Regions from separate parts of the Mus musculus genome. Here region 1 is linked to region 2. Evidence: chromatin loops called from intact Hi-C (ENCODE). Cell type or tissue: left cerebral cortex. All regions are shown on one strand.

Region 1 (8,000 bases), 79 kb before region 2:
GAGTCCCCAGGAAAAGTTAGACAGTGTGGACAAATCCCCAAATCCCAGCACCTAAAGGCCTCCCACAGCCCCTGCAGCATGCTTACCATGGGCCAGGCTAAGTCCTTCAGTCACAGTTTTGCTTCACCCTTCATGACAACACCGGCTTCTGAGTGGCTTTGTGAGTGCCCAGCCCCAGAACCACACTTGAGTCCTGGGCAGCTGACCTCCTCCCTACCTGCACCTTGTGTGCTGGGATAGGCTATAATACCCCAGGGACCACCCACTGACTGGGGTTACATTTCACTGGTGAGTCACTGAGATAAGCCTAAAATAACCAAGAGCATAGTGAGAAAGAGCCCCGGCTTGGACTGGCCACAACTGCCTCTCAAAGAAAGGGGCAGAATCTCCAGACATGGCCAGTGTATTTAGGGAGAAGTCAGCTGGTCCTAGACATATGATTTGAGTAGACCTCAGATTGTGCCCAGGGAATAAACATTGTATCATCACAGTGAGAGTTGCATTGTTAGAAACAGTCACTTCGTTGTAGCGAGGATACACAGGGATCGTTTGTGTTTATTCTGCCCCTTCCTCACGAAGTGTGGTAACTGTGCATACCTTAGGCTGGGGAGTCCTGTGGCTGGGCCGGGCGGGGAAGACATACATGAAAAGGCTGTGGTCCTGGGGTCAGATAGAGGCAAGAGTGGCCAAGTGAAAAGGCTGAGCTCTGACTCATTTCAATGACTGCATTTTCATTCTCTGCTGATCAACTGTCAGCTTGTAAGGGGAAAACGCCCGGGTCACACACAGTTCTTCAGTTATTAGAAACGCTCTGTGGTTCCCCAGATCCTTGGCCATTGATACTGGCATGAACTGAAACACTAGAGGCTGTTTCCCTGCTAGCAGCCTCATTTGGTTTTGATTAGGTGAGCGAGTGAGGAGGGGAAAGACAGGAATCTCTATCAGCCCGAGGCACTGATGGGTGGAGGCTACAGAAGCTGCATCTCTGGCCCAGGGCTAGAATGCGGATATTCAGGAGATCAATACTCTCCGTTCTGCTACCTCTTCTCATGTGCTGGAACCTGCATCCTCTGTCGGGACCTGGAGTTGCGCTTCAACAGTCTCCTAGAGGGACGGCTTAGGCTGGGTCCCACTCATAGATGGGGAGACCCTCCAAGTAGAACCAGTGACTTCTGGCCACTGTCTCAGCTTGGCCCTGGCCTCAGCTCTGATTGGAAAATACCAGCTACGCTACAGATGTCTCCTGTGGTGATGCAGAAGACTGTCCATCCCTGGTTTCACCATCACACCTAAACCTCTTGCCACCGGCTGTCATGCCCCGCATGGTATTTGGCTGGTCTCCCCAGCAAGTGTTGTACAGGTTAAGAGAATGCATTGTGTCCTCTCTAGAAAGAGGTGAAGAGCATCAGGCTCTGGGCTGCATGTAGAGAATACAAGACGGAGGAAATGTGTGCTCCAACTTTTAAAATACATGTGTATTAAAATGTGTCCATCATCCTGGCCATTTTTAATTACTCAGTTTAGTGGCATTAAACCCAGCCAAGTGGCTGTGACTTTGTCACCACCATCCACCATCAGGACCTTTTCCTCTTTCCAAACTAAAGCTCTGCACTGGTTAAACCCAAACCCTCATCTCCCCCCCCCCCCCGACCCAGACCCCTGGCGAGTTCCATTCTTCCTTGCATTTCCACAAATTTAACTCCTCTAGCAGTTTCATATCAATGTTTCCCCTTTTTGACTGTCCTATAGCTTGGGTCACAAGGACCTCAAGTTTCATCCATGCTGTTATGTAGCATGGGCAAGAATTTCCTTCCTTTCATGGCCCAGTAGCATCCTACTGCTTGCTACATTTTGCTTATCAGTCTGGCCGCTGACCGATGTGTGTGTGTGTATGGCTTTCGTCTTTGGTTATTGTAAGTAATGCTGCTATGTACCTTTGGGAGGGGACCAGGGTGGCCATCACAGACTCCCGCCTGCAGCTTGTTTGGGTATGCCCTCAGCTGTAGTACATAGTAAGCCCACCTTTAATCCAGAGGAGTGGTTTTACTGTTCTCCAAGGCAGCTGCTCTGCTTGATAATCTCATCGTGACTGTGGATGCTGGTTTAAAAGTTACAGACAGGTGCAGCGGGGAGACTTTAACCAACCTGGGTTTCGAGGAGGTCCACATCCTCAGAAGGACAGGACAGGAGCACTTACCTTTAGTTTTTCTATCTTCTTCAGATCTCTACCTTATTAGCTAAAATTAAAGGTGGCATCTCGTTAGGGTAACGGCGCAAAACGTGAACCTGGCCACAGCAGCGCTCAGGGGCCTGTAATCACAGCCCTGCAGCCAGAGTGACTAGGCTTCCCTGCGCCAAGGGAGCAAAATGGTACTGTGAGAGTGTGTGGACCTGGCAGAAGCTGCGTGGCCCAGTGTTCCTTTAGGGCATGTTAGTGTTCTCTCTCTCTCTCTCTCTCTCTCTCTCTCTCTCTCTCTCTCTCTCTCTCTCTCTCTCTGCCTTTCTCTGCTTCTACTACCCTCTTAACTTCCCTTCTCATGCCCTGAATAAACTCTGTTTTATAAATAAAAAAAAAAAAGAAAGTCAGCTGAGAGACGTTAATAGATTTATTGAAGCTGGTTGGTGTGAAGGTCCTATTTCAACCATCCCTCTTGACAGATGAAGGAGAGAGAGGTCACCTGGATTGTTTGGGGAGCCCGAGTTCATCTCTGGCACCCTGACTGTGTGGTCTTCATGCCCTCATTTGTCCTTCTTTGGAAGGAGGGTGTGCGTGTAGTGGACTTGAGGACATGGATAGTACATGCTTACACATGTATGAAGCAGCACAGAGGTTATGCATGTTTCTCCATGAAGGAGTTAACAAAGGCCCACTGATGTCCTTTAGAAACACTCCTGTTTGCATGCCCACTCCCTGGGTTGGTGGGTCCGGGGTGTGTGGCAAAGAGCTCAATGCCTTGGCCTCCCCTTCCTTATGACTGTCATAATGATGTTGTGAGGGAAAGGCCAGCATCCAACAGCTTACTGGGGCTACAAACTGCAGACTGAGCTGAGTCCTGTCTCCTGGATTTGATTCTATTTTTGTGAAAACAGTTGTGACATCATTAGCCATTTTTGAAGTGTACAGCAGCAGCGGTCCCAGGATGCCACACACGCCTCACACAGCTTACATTTTACAGACTTTAAGCTTACTGCAGAAAGCACTTTTAAATCACTGGTCACGTTCCCTGTCCCCACCCCCCTCCACCACCACTAATCTAGCGGGGAGAGTCACCCATCACTCGTCCATTCTTTCTACTCATGGCCAGAGTTCGTGACTCCTACCCCTCTGTCCCTTGGAACACAGGCTAGACATCATGCCAAGCAGGAAACCCATTTTAAAGTACAGAGCCTACTTCTTATGTAACAGAGATGCACAAAGCAATTAAAGTATCCTAATATCTATCATTTTTCTTTATTTCAGGTTTATCTGAATCTAGCAGGAAGGAAAATGACTTCCTGTTTCCTGAAGTAAAGCGCCAAGCACGTTCACCAATCCACTGGCACTGACAATAAGATTTTTTTGTTCTTTGCATATGCAGCAAGCCCATGCAACGGCCCCAATGTAAGACTGGATATCTGACAATATTAGAAAACACAAGGAAACCAAAATGTCCCAGAAGAATCCTGATGATAGGCTGACAGGGTGTAGCTAGGTCACTCCTGCCAGACTGGGCCTTGGAAACTGTGGAGCCTGAGGAGAGGGTGTTGTAGAAGCTGTTCTCAGAAGTCAGCTTGCTGAAAACTATTGTGCAAGACCATCTCACTGCAGCCACATGGAGACACAGCAGTGGCCAGGGCTGTGTGATAAACACCCCTCTGTTACCTGTGACCTGTGGCCTCTGACCTGTGGCTGAGGTAGCCATGAAGCATCTGGCATCTGTCCAGCACTTTCCAGTCAGTCAGACACCTTTCCCTCACATCATCTCATATGCAGCTGAGTTTCCATCCTTTATCTGTGGTTCACAGAAGGGATGCTACACTACAAACCACAGACAGGCTCGGTAATGCGGGCACACTTGGGACCAAACTTCCCTGCGTGGGGGCTCTGTCCTGTCTGCTGAGATTTCTGCTTCTTGTCTCATCTTCCTAATAAACAAAACAGTCTTTGCCCCAAACTCCAGGCCAGCCAGAAGGTGTCCATCTTCATCCCACCCCACCCCACCTCACTCTATCCCGCCCCATCCTAGCCCTTCCCATCTACCATCACATTGGATTCCAGCATCCCATCCCAGCCTACTACTGCCTACAGAAGCCAGGAGGCTGCAGGCCACTCAAGAGGCTATTATCTATAGCTTCATTCCCCTTTCTGGATAGTCTCAGCTGTTTACAGACATCATGGAAAGACTTCATATTTCTGAAGTGTAGCTCCCTCAGTCACCTACTACGGCAGGCAGCATGTGAGAGGAAGTGACTTGTGTCGTCTCATGTGGGTGCACAGTGTGCCAGTGTTTCCTTCCCCTTGCCAAGGGCACACACATGAGTAATATACTGGAGGAGCCTGCCTGCTACCAGCTCACACCTCAGTCCCTGCCTCTCCCCTTCTTCCCTCAGCCCACTCAGCTGGCCCAGCCTGCTCATCCCACACCTCAAGCTCCCCCTCCAACGCTGCTATGCGCCTGCTCAGTACTCTAACAGTGAGAGATTTGGAAGGCAGAGGTGTCTGCAAAGCTGTCAGGAAGGTTACAGCATCTCCCTTCAGACTGCAGGTGGCCACCATGTGCAGTTTTTTTGTCTAGGAACTCTATCAACATCGTGGTATGGCACCAGAAGGCTCTCCCATAAGGGTAGGGTAGTCATCTGTCCTGGTTTGCCTGGCAACAACTAAGAAATGTGGCCTCTTCCATGTTCCACAGGGAAGTTCTGGACCACTGTCTCTGGATGGACTGACTGATGAGTCACAGTCTGTGTGGGAGCAGTCAGGATGCAGGTTCAGAACAGAGGAGATGTGCCAGAGTACCTGGCCCCACTCCTGGGAGGGGCCCAGGCCTGGGACATGAGCTAGGCTGTCAAGAACAGCTGATTTTCCCTTTACTGATTCACTGTGACAGGTTGTTATAGCTTTCTCCTGGACACACACACACACACACACACACACACACACACACACACACACTCCATCTGCCATCATGCCTCCTAGTCCCTTGGTTAGCCTGCCTCCTCCTCTGCATATGCTTCTAAAGACCCAGGGTTGTCAGCACCCAGGCTCAGTGACACATGGAGGCCACCCATATGCAGGGACAGTCCTGGGCTCCAGGGGAGGGATTCCTGAGTTTGGATGTGGACCTTGTCAAGCCTCCCAGAAAACACAGTGGCCCTGATTGTTGTCACTCCCCCACCACACACACTCACAATAGGATCAACCGTGGATGACCTCTCCCCTCCGATGAATCCAGCACTGGTCAATGAACCATTTATGCACAGTCCTATTTTTAGACCTCTAGGAACAATTCAGAGCCAGAGATCACATGCCTTACAAAACAGATCTCCCTCAATTCTCTTGAAGCGTTCTGCCACATAGTCACCTCCATAGCTTCTAAGCCTCTATGTCAACCATATTTGTTTCCTGATCAGATACTTAAGTGATTGTGAAGGAAATCCCGAGGTGGTGGTAGTGGTGGTGGTCATTGTGGATTGTATGTAGTTCACAAGTTACAACTGCACGGTAATTATAACTAAGGCCTAAGGTCCAGGAGGATGGACCTGTTTCTCATGGGCACCCTGCCCCCTTAGTGCTGGGACATCAGAGAGTGCAGTGGAGGAAGCAACACATGGAAAGCTAGAAGCTCTTCTCCCTCTCTGCCTCCTGCTCAGTAGCACCACATGTCCTGGGGGTGGGGCTCCTCAGCATCACATGTCCTGGGGGTGGGGCTCCTCAGTATCACATGTCCTGGGGGTGGGGCTCCTCAGCACCACATGCCCTGGGGCGGGGCTCTTCAGTACAACCCCTCTTGGGAAGGGCTCCTGAACATCCCACCAAAGAACAAAAGCTTCTTTGGACGCTTCCAATGCCTGTGCATATTCATGTGTTGGCTGCAATCTCAGTATAAATGCAATTTTGCTGTTCACTTGTAAAATAAAAGGTCTTCCAAGACTGTGTGACAGTGAACCCGTGTTACTAAGCACCGCACTTTGTTTCTTAATTGTCTGTTGCTGACATTTAGGTTGGCTGCATCAGTCAGCTCAAAGCATTAGTCAGCTTTCAGTACTGCAATAAAATACCCGGGGCAGTTGATTTAGCTCAGTCTTGGAGGTGTGGGCTGTGGCTTGCATCAGCTCATGTCTGGAGAAGAACTCCTTCTACAGTCACATCAGATTGGAGGAACTTGAGCATGTGTGTGCATGTGTGTGGGAAGTTTACATCTCCCACGGGAAGTTAGGGAGGAGCTGAGATCCCACAGTCCCTTCTGGGGCATATCTTCCTGATGGAAGAACCTCACACTGGGTCCTACTTCCTAAAAGTTCTACCATTTACAAATGGCTCCACCCTGGAAACCAGGCAGTTAATCACAAGGACCCTCAAGGGACATCCAACTCACACCAGTTTTTGTTAACCTGACATAAACTAGAATAATTTGGGAAGAGGGAACCTTCACTGAAACGGTGCCTCCATTAGGCAGTCCTGGAGGCAAGTCTGTGGGGACAGTTTCTTGATTCATGATTGATGTGGGAGGGCCAGGGCCCTCCCCACTGTGGGTGGTGCCACCTCTGGCCTGGTGGTCATGGGTTCTCTAAAAAGGAAGCTGAGCAAGACACGGAGGGCAGCCAGGAAGCGGGCTTTCTTTGGACTTCAGCTCCTGCCTCCAGGTTCCTGCTTGAGTTCCTGCTCTGACTTCCTCCAGTGATAGAGGATGACTGGAATGAGTGAGCCAGTAAACCCTTTCCTCTGGGTCCCACCTCTGGGACCTTTGTAACATACAATTGCTCTGTCTATTTTTGCTGGGATAAACACACTCCATTTATAGGTGCTGCATGGCCCTTAACAGTCGATCTTTTAGTCTTAGACCGTTTGCCTTTCATTTTCTAAGCAAATAATAATAATAATAATAATTGATAATAAACACAGCTGCTGCTTTTACACAGCTCATCAAGCTTATGGAATTCTTAAACGTCTCTTCTGGGTGTCACAGAGATTCCGCATGGGAGCAGGAGAGAGATTCATCATCCACAAGGGATTTGGCCTTCACTCCTCTGCTGTGGCTCCTAGCCTTGGGTGACAGGTATTATGAATTATTTAAGAGGTGACTGAGATCCACGGGCTGGAAGCACGGAAAAGAAAGGCAGGGATTTCACAGTAAGCAAAGGAGATTTTGCTTGACAAAACTGTAATGTGAATGGAAGTTTGCCTCGGCAGAGTGCAAGACGTTCTCTCTGGGGAAGTTGGACGGAAGTAGAGTACCTGACCTAGGTGTTCCTCACTCCAGCTCCCAGCTGGTTCCCAGCATAAGTCTCTTCCCAGGCTCTGTGGTGGTAGGACCTAGGCCTGGTGGCCACAATGGGCACCTCAGTTGTTTCCTAGTGAACCTGGGATGCTGTGCTTCCCTCTGATGTTCTAGGCGAGCTTCCTGTTACTGCCAGGAACAGGGCCATTCCTGTAGTGGGAGAAGATGAGAGGGGCTGGGACTCCCAGTACATCTGATTCTTCTTTTATTCTCCCTTCTTTAGGTCTTGCTATAAAACCTAGATTGGCTTCAATCTTGTGATCCTCCTGCCTCAGGTTTCTGAGAGTTTTAGAGGCTGAAAAAAAAAAAATGGGATAAAAGTAGTCATAAATTAATTTAATAAGAATTATACATTTGTCTCTGATTTATTGCAACAGAACTATACACATTTAAGAAACAGGGACATCACATATGTGTTCCCCAACTCCCCCTTGTTACCCACAAAGACCAAACAGGCATTCTGGGGCATGGACCCATTGCAGTGGGTGGCTTGGATTTGCCCTCTGCGTCTTTGCTCTTGGT
Region 2 (8,000 bases):
TTTAGTTAGCCCACTCCAAGATCTACCCCATTTATGAACTGCTGGAGCTGATAAAGGAGCTGGTCTGGCAGATCCAAACCTCCAAGATCTCCATGACACAGGGCAACAACAGGATATCAGAGAAGAGTCCTAGTGAGGATCCAGGGTTGATAGTATAGCAGAAGCCAGAGGCCTCAAACCAGACCAATGACTGATTACAACAAACATTTGCAAGGTAAAATGTGGAGACAAAAGGGTGTACCATATGACACACACTGTGACATACTACAGTTTCCATGACAAGATGTTTTGTTGTTGTTTTAGTTTGGTTTGGTTTGGTTTTCTTTGGGGGGTGGTTGCAAGGGTGGAGGGCAGATATAAAGGAGTGGGAAATGAGTGGGATTAGGGTGCATGATATGAAATTCTCAAAGAATCAATAAAACATTAAAAATACCTTCTTAGCAAAATTTAATGAACGTAGTCTGATGAAGAAATGAGGAAGACGAAACAAGCAGAGCCACAGATAACACAGCAGGAAGGAAACACGGCTGCAGTGATTCATAAATTCATCAGTAAATTCAAATGCCTCAAGGTCTAAGAAGTATACTCAGGTAAGCTAAAAAGAATGGACCTAATGGACATAATACCTATGGTTCAAGTCGTAAGAAATACTTTAAATTGGTTGCTAGATATAAAAGATTTGCCTGCATCTGTGATGAAAAGAAACTGTCCCCTTACCCTCCTGAGTGGAATTTCTGGTTAGGAGCTTAAATAGAAGTTCAGTAATGCATTTAATACTTAATCAATGTCTGCATTCTCCAGACAGGAAGAATCTTTAACTATACAAATAGTAAATCAGTTGTATAGCTTTGCTTCCTTAATATTGATTGCATCTAACATATGCACGCGCCCGCCCCCCCCCCCAAGTCCCTGGAATTACATCTTTATAGCTGCCACAATAAAATAACATGTTAAGGCTTATCCTCCACACAGATCTGATATTCTCAACAAATGTTCCTGAGGAGTTCGATCTGTGTTGTATTTGGTCTCCATCCTCAGAACAAACCTCTGTATCTCCCTTGGTCTCTACATGCTTCCTAGCTATTTCTTCTACAACACAGGCAATAAAAATGTAAAAGCAGTCATTTTCCATGCAAATTAAAGTATACAAATGGATATTATACAATTAAAAATTATGCTGGGAAACGATGATCAAAACACAATGTGATCAGCCCCCCCCCCCCCAAAGCAACGTGGGTATGTATTACCAGGAGCTTACAAATCTCGGGGTCCCACGTGAGGTCAGCGACGGGGAGTGAGGAGATACGGATCCACTGTGTGTGAATGCAGGTGACTCGGGACAGGTCTAGACTTACTATGGGGGTGACGGGACAAGTCAGAAGGGATATGTCTTATTAAATAAATACTTAGTCTAGTACATTAAAGATGACCTTGATTTTTATCTCTCCTTTTCAAAAATATAGTTAGGTCATTGCAATGAACATTTGAAAGTGAAAGTGTGTGGACAGAGGCAGTATACCATGGCATACATTGTGACATTTTCATTCTTCCATGATGAGATAGTTTTCTATGCTTTGCTTTTGTTTGTTTATTTGTTTGTTTGTGTGTATTGGGAAGGGAGGTAGATTGCAAGAGCAAAGGGCAGATATGCTGGGATGGGGAGGTGTGCAGGACTGGAGAGCGTGATGTGAAACTCACAAAGAACCAATTAAAACTAACCAGTACCCCCGGAGCTTGTGTCTGTAGCTGCATATGTAGCAGAAGATGGCCTAGTCGGCCATCAGTGGAAAGAGAGGCCCCTTGGTCTTGCAAACTTTATATACCTCAGTACGGGGGAACGCCAGGGCCAAGAAGTGGGAGTGGGTGGGTAGGGGAGTGTGTGTGTGGGGGTGAGGGTCTGGGGGACTTTTGGGATAGCATTTGAAATGTAAATGAAGAAAATACCTAATTAAAAAAATAAATTAAAAAAAGTCAAGAGTGTGTGTGTGTGCACATATGTGTAATTAGGTCTTTAACAAATACAACGAGAAAATGGATGAGTAGGTGGAACTTTCTAGGCACACAGCAGTTGCTCCCTGTGACCCAGAAGTTACAGAGGCCTCAAGGGGCCTGCTTTAAGGTGGAACCTTACAGGGATATTCTTATCTAGTGAATCACCACTTAGTGTCGCATGTTAAAATGATGCACATTAATCAATTAGTTTCATTTCCTTGAGTATATCATGAACTGTGAAAAATAAGGGCTATGAGTGACCTATTTTTTTCTTCAGAGCAAGTGGGTTTTTCTTGCTTGACACCATGAAAATGAGAGCTTCGGCACACGGCACACAGTACAGCCAGTGGGTGTCCACATCGCTTTACTCTAGTCACTGCAGCCACAACTGAATAGTTTCAAGACACTCAAGAAATAATTTTTTTAAAGCTCATACTGCTGAGTGGTCAAAAAGCCTACTGCTTATTCTGCGCTCTCCCCGGGCCTTCATATTACCTTTCTCTGTGATTCAGACACAGACTGGAAAAGAGATCAAAAACCTCCCTTTATATTAGTTTCATTTTGCTTCTTAATAGTATAAAGTAAAGCAACATAATTTCTGCTTATTATTTCACAAAAACTTAAATGTCAAACATTGCTTCTTTCATATGCAATTCTTAATGACATCACATATCATTAAGGGCAAAAACAATAAAGTTCTTCATATGTACATACAGTCACGTTACGATTTTTCTGAATAAAAACAAAGCCTCCTCCCCCTTGCACAGATCTTGTAATTATGAACATGAAAGCTTTCTGGAAATAAACTAGACATTCAACCTCAAAGCCTCAAGTCACAACATTTATCAGCAGGATGATTAATCTTTACGAAAGGCAGGAAAACAAGACAGAGCCACCCACTCTGACATTTTCATTTATTTAAAAAAAAAAAACCCAAGCCAGTTTACGAACTGGAAGCATCATTTATAAAAAGTAGATCGTCCACTGAGAGTAAACTCTGATTATATGATTGACAAGATGATTATCTTTCTTCTTTTCTTCACTGAGAAAAGTATGCTGGCATTAGACAGTGGCTCAGTTTTACCCAGAAATCTGATAAACTTTGCTCAGGAACTAGCCAACCTTTAGCAACAAGGAACTTCTTTTTTTTTCCTCTCTCTCCCTTTCTGCTTATTTGAAAAACTATAAACAAGACAGCAAACATTCTAAAGCACAAAACTGGTTCCACTGATCTGCATGCACATGCACATTTTTGCCTACATCCAGCAGGTGGAGCGCGAAGCAAGCAAAAGTTGTAGTGAAGTCAGGAAGGAAGGAAGGAAGGAAGGAAGGAAGGAAGGAAGGAAGGAAGGAAGGAAGGAAGGAAGGAAGGAAGGAAGGAAGGGCCAGCCTCAGGAGAACAGGGTGTGCTTAAGCAGACAGGCTAAGGGAGGGCTGCAGTCGGGAAGAGAAGACAGGAGGCAGAGGTTGGATCAGCAGGAAGTGATCCCTTGCAGTTAGGATCAGGGTTGCTCTCAGCAGTGCCTCAAGGTTTCTTCCGTCAGGAGTCAATGGGGAAGATTCTTAGATTTAGGTTTGACTTTTTTCTCCTGATTGTCTTGCCTGACCTTTGAACAGACTTTTAGAACAGGGTTAAGTTAACCAGTTCAACCATCAGACAGTTTTGCTCCTGAGTAAAGCAGTGTTACATTAACAATTTAAAGTGAGGAAGGAAATCATTCTCAGATGGGTAGGGTGAAGAGTGAGCATGGGGCCTGGGGAACTGGGGTACAGGGAGGCAAGAGGTGCTGAGACGATAATGTGGCAAAGCGCTGGACTTGCCTACTAACTACAAAGCACTTACCTGTGTTATTTTCTCTATTCCCTGGAAGTTGTGTTTTTCAAAATGTTCTGCTATGTTTAGGAAGGTGTGACGTTCTAAATAGCAGCAATTACTCAGGACTATCAAAAGCCTCTGCTCCTGTAATTCAAACAGACCATAACAAACTTAGACAGTACTGGTGAATTTAAGAGATAATCCTGATCTTGTATTAAGTACAGTGATAGGCTTCTGCCCTTTAACATCAATATCCTATGCCTTGGTTTTCTTGGCTGTGTCCTAAAATTAACACACAGAGAAGCATAACACTGAGGATTTAAACAGGGATTTGGGGTAGAAACTCAACAGTGAAACCTTTTCTGGAATGCTCAAGGCTCTGTGTCCTACTTCCAATATCCTCCAAAGGAAGAGTCAAATGTTCCATTTAACATTTTATGTACACAAAGGCCAAACAAGTTGATATTATGAATAACTACATAAAGTGTAGGAACTATTAGAAAATGGTTTATGAATCATCCACAACTTGAGAGAACATTTTAATGCCATACTATCTATCTGAAGGGCTCCTTGTTCCTTCCTTGGCCCAGTGTCCTGGGGCCCAGTCCCATCCCATGTCCATGCCAGCCTCCCCAAAAGACAGGGAGAGGGGAAGAATGCCTCCTGCTGTTACAGTCTTCAAGGCTCTGTCCACCTAAACAATTCCTTACAAAATTGTTAGACTATAATTGTAGTCTAATGAATACAGTGGATTTTTACAGTTCAGAAGAACTCTATCTGTAAATAAAATTCTAGGAATGGCCCCTGCTCTGCTGCTGCTGTGGTTCACTTCAGGGCAGCCTGGGCCTGAGCTCCTATAAGTGGGAGGCATTCTCTGGAATGGTGACTCATCCAGGGCCCTCAGTGGAGATCCTTGACTAAAACTAAGGCAAAACCACTTTCCAGGAACAGTTCTCACCCACACTTGGTTACTCTTTCTGTGCAGAATCAGAGTAACTTACAGTTAAGTACTCCAGGGGAGAAAATGCAGAAAAACAGAGGTTCTTGCTCTTTGAGGTGTGGGGACTAAAGGATGAACTAAAGTCTCTAAAGTCAATAAGCAAGCAAATCCATCTTCTGGTAATTATATATCTCCCCACTTCTTCATTACAAGTGCCTGTCATTATTTTCAGCACAAAAAGCCAGGCGTGGTGGTGCATGCCTTTAATCCCAGCACTTGGGAGGCAGAGGCAGGTGGATTTCTGAGTTCGAGGCCAGCCTGGTCTACAAAGTGAATTCCAGGACAGCCAGGGCTATACAGAGAAACCTTGTCTCAAAAAACCAATTATATATATATGTACATATGTACGCCTGGCTTTTTGGTCATCAACAGGCATATATAAAGCCTACAACACCATTAAATAGCCCAGAAAAACAGAAGGCTGCTGCTAGGGGCCCTGAAATAACTTTTAGATAGGAAATGGAATATAAAAAAGGCCAGAGGAAGTCATACTGTAAATGACATTATTTTTCTAAAGTGAATATATGGCAGAATGGCAGAGAAACTAAGCTAGCTGGGCATGTGAGGCCATCTTCCCTTCTGCTACCTTCTGTTTTATCCTAACACATTCTTCTCATAGTGCAGGAAGTAAATGACTTTGCAGCAGCTACTCCAAACACACAGAACCCCCTCAATGTCTCAAGTGGCTTCAAGCCTGTCCTTTACCAGTCTTTCATTTAGGATTAAGACTTCCATTCTAGTTGATTGAGTGTGCAAGTCTATCCTGCCCTGTTCCCCCACTGTGCTGACTTGGTTTCTCCATTACAAGACTTCTGGACCCTCTTCAAAGTGAGAACTACTTCAGTAATCTAAAGACTAACTCTCAGCAAGTACATTTTGTTTGTGTATGTTATATTGAACATTACATGAAAGTGGGAAGAAAACAGAATAACAAGAATCTAATTCTTAAACTTAGATGGTTAATCTGAAGTTTGTTTGTACCTGGTATAGAGATGTACATTTGACCATAATAGTCTCTGTATATGAAGGAATGAGTCTTATGTAGTACTTCTCTGTACTCCTAGTCAGCACCAGCAATGAACCCTTGAGACTGTGAATAAAGTCTTCTGACTCAAAATCTAGATCTTTTTCAATGTTATCCATTTCCTTCTGAATAATACAACCCTGAGAGGATCTGGGTCCTCTCAGAACACAAGTCAGATCTGATGAGATCCCTCCACTAGGGAAGAACACAGGCACAGATTTTGGAAACAAAGGAACATAACTTGGGAAGTGATGGACAGGTAAGCTGTTGTGAGGAGTGAAAGTGAAAACCCTGGGAGACCGCTGACAACCTGGTGCACCTCCGCACCTCTTGGGAGATGGACATGGAACCACCTTGCTCTCCTCTCTAACTAGAGAAAGATGGGAGGCTTGGAGTAGCCCTCCAAGTCAGGGTGCACACAAATCAGCTAGGACATGGCTGATGGGTTACACAGCGTTTGCTGGGAGCTGGGAAGGGAACAAAGATCAGAACGGTCACTGTGCATTAATAAGGCTCCTTCTGAGAGACCAAGAAAACAAAAGCATAGTTGGGACAGGTGGCTGGTACAGTCTGAGTTTCAAAGGCTCCTTCCTTCAGGTCCATCTCCTCTACCCCACTTTCTTCCTAGATTCACATGGAACAGCTATTTCAATCCACTTCATGGCTTCCCTTAGCTCTTGACACTTGTTCTTACTGTGTTTTGTTTTGTTTTGTTTTTGTTTCCTATAAGCTAGAGTTATCTGGGAAAAGGAACCTCAATTGAGAAAATGCCTCTATCAGATTGCTTACAGGGATTTGGTTTTGGCTTTGTCATATAACCTATGTTCAAATAAAAGAGGGGACTGGGAGGAAAAAAGAAGGCTGGAAGGGCAAATGCCAGGAAGGAAATGTCATGCCTTCTGCTTCCCCACCTGTCCATCCAGGCAACTCTGCAGCAGCAGGAAACAGCCGAGGCACTTTTAACACTCAAGATGCAGGTGCTGTATTGCGTCTGTTTACGTAACCCCAAAATGTATACTGCAGTCACCACAGTGGCCATCTTAACATGGGATGATGTTTCTGGCTCAAGTGACTTAAGCTGACTACCACAGCCACTCCCTTTAGCATGATACACTTCATTCTCTGTGCTTGCCATTTTACTTACTGAAGTCAAACTGAAGTCTTCATGGATGCTTCCAAACAAATCAGGAGAAGAAACATCAACAGAAAGACTAAAGGCAGAAGAGGCAAAACAACAGTCATAATTAAAACTCACACAAAACCAATAACTCCAAATGTTTTGATGAAAATGGCTGTATAACTCTGTAGATTTTCTTTGTACTTAATTATTATTATCATAAAAAAGCACTAAGGACTATCTTTTATTCTGAGCCATATAAAACTTATTTGGGGGCATTCTCAATACTCAACTGACTGCATTATGTTTAAAAATAAACTACTAAATGCCAAAAAACCAAATAATACTCATATAATTAAAATGTTTTTGCCTATCAGAATTCCCAGGGGAAGATTTGAAACCCACTTTCAGATTTGAAACCTACTTAAAGGTGAGCTAAGAAATTAGTTTATAACTCAAAAGCAATCAAAAACATAATAAGATCTAAGGGGAGAACAGACTAGCTAACCCATTAATTAATTACCAATTTAACAGAATCATAAGTAACACCTTAACAGAATTTTTCGTTAACTTGATTGACTTGAATTCGTATGTAAGTCTAACATGATGAAATAGCAAATAATATGCTAAAATAGAAAAAAATAGAAATAAAATAAAAAGATACCGATCTAGAAAGAGTTGAAATATAAACAAATGGTAATTAAAATAGCACTAACTGAAATAAAGTATATTTGAATAAATATGGCAGAAGAGAAAGTTCAGAAATGCCTGCAATACGCCTTAGAATGTGTATGAAACAGGAATTTTAGCAAAGTAACAAGAAAAGATTGATTGGGATAATAAGTCTCATAAAAAAAAAGTCAAGTCAAAGAAGACCTGGGAAAGGGGAACAAGGTCAGGTAGGGGTGTGGGGTGTGGTAGGGGATGGGGGGACCCTCTAGAAAATGCCAGAGACTCAGGAGATGAGAGGCTCTAAGGACCCAATGGGGATGACCTTAGCCAAAATACCCAACATTGAGGAGAGGGAATTCGAAGAATCCACCTCCAATAG

What was found. Hi-C counts contacts between places; a loop is a spot of excess contacts. Peaks named below come from ENCODE experiments on the same cell type or tissue, not always from the same donor. Only the 100,000 strongest peaks of a DNase experiment are listed, where the experiment ranks them.
Region 1: a loop joins it to region 2, with 2.7 times the contacts of the local background. A loop is called at or near these places in 2 of 42 quality-filtered maps.

What each region holds. Positions count from the first base shown.
Region 1 is chr13:30,781,850-30,789,849 of GRCm38, forward strand. It overlaps a transcript of Exoc2 not described here. Among named protein-coding and RNA genes, the nearest start is that of Irf4, 37 kb to the left of the region's middle. In left cerebral cortex, no CTCF peak of the experiment used is centred here; DNase peaks (open chromatin) are centred at 3,071, 3,642, 4,047, 4,687 and 1 more place; H3K27ac peaks cover 1,725 bases.
Region 2 is chr13:30,860,996-30,868,995 of GRCm38, forward strand. Exoc2 (exocyst complex component 2) reads right to left here. Exons shown (of 28, transcript NM_025588.2): 21 at 6,977-7,043; 22 at 3,836-3,952. Among named protein-coding and RNA genes, the nearest start is that of Hus1b, 83 kb to the right of the region's middle. In left cerebral cortex, a CTCF peak has its summit at 3,242 (motif pointing right); DNase peaks (open chromatin) are centred at 3,259 and 4,715; H3K27ac peaks cover 678 bases.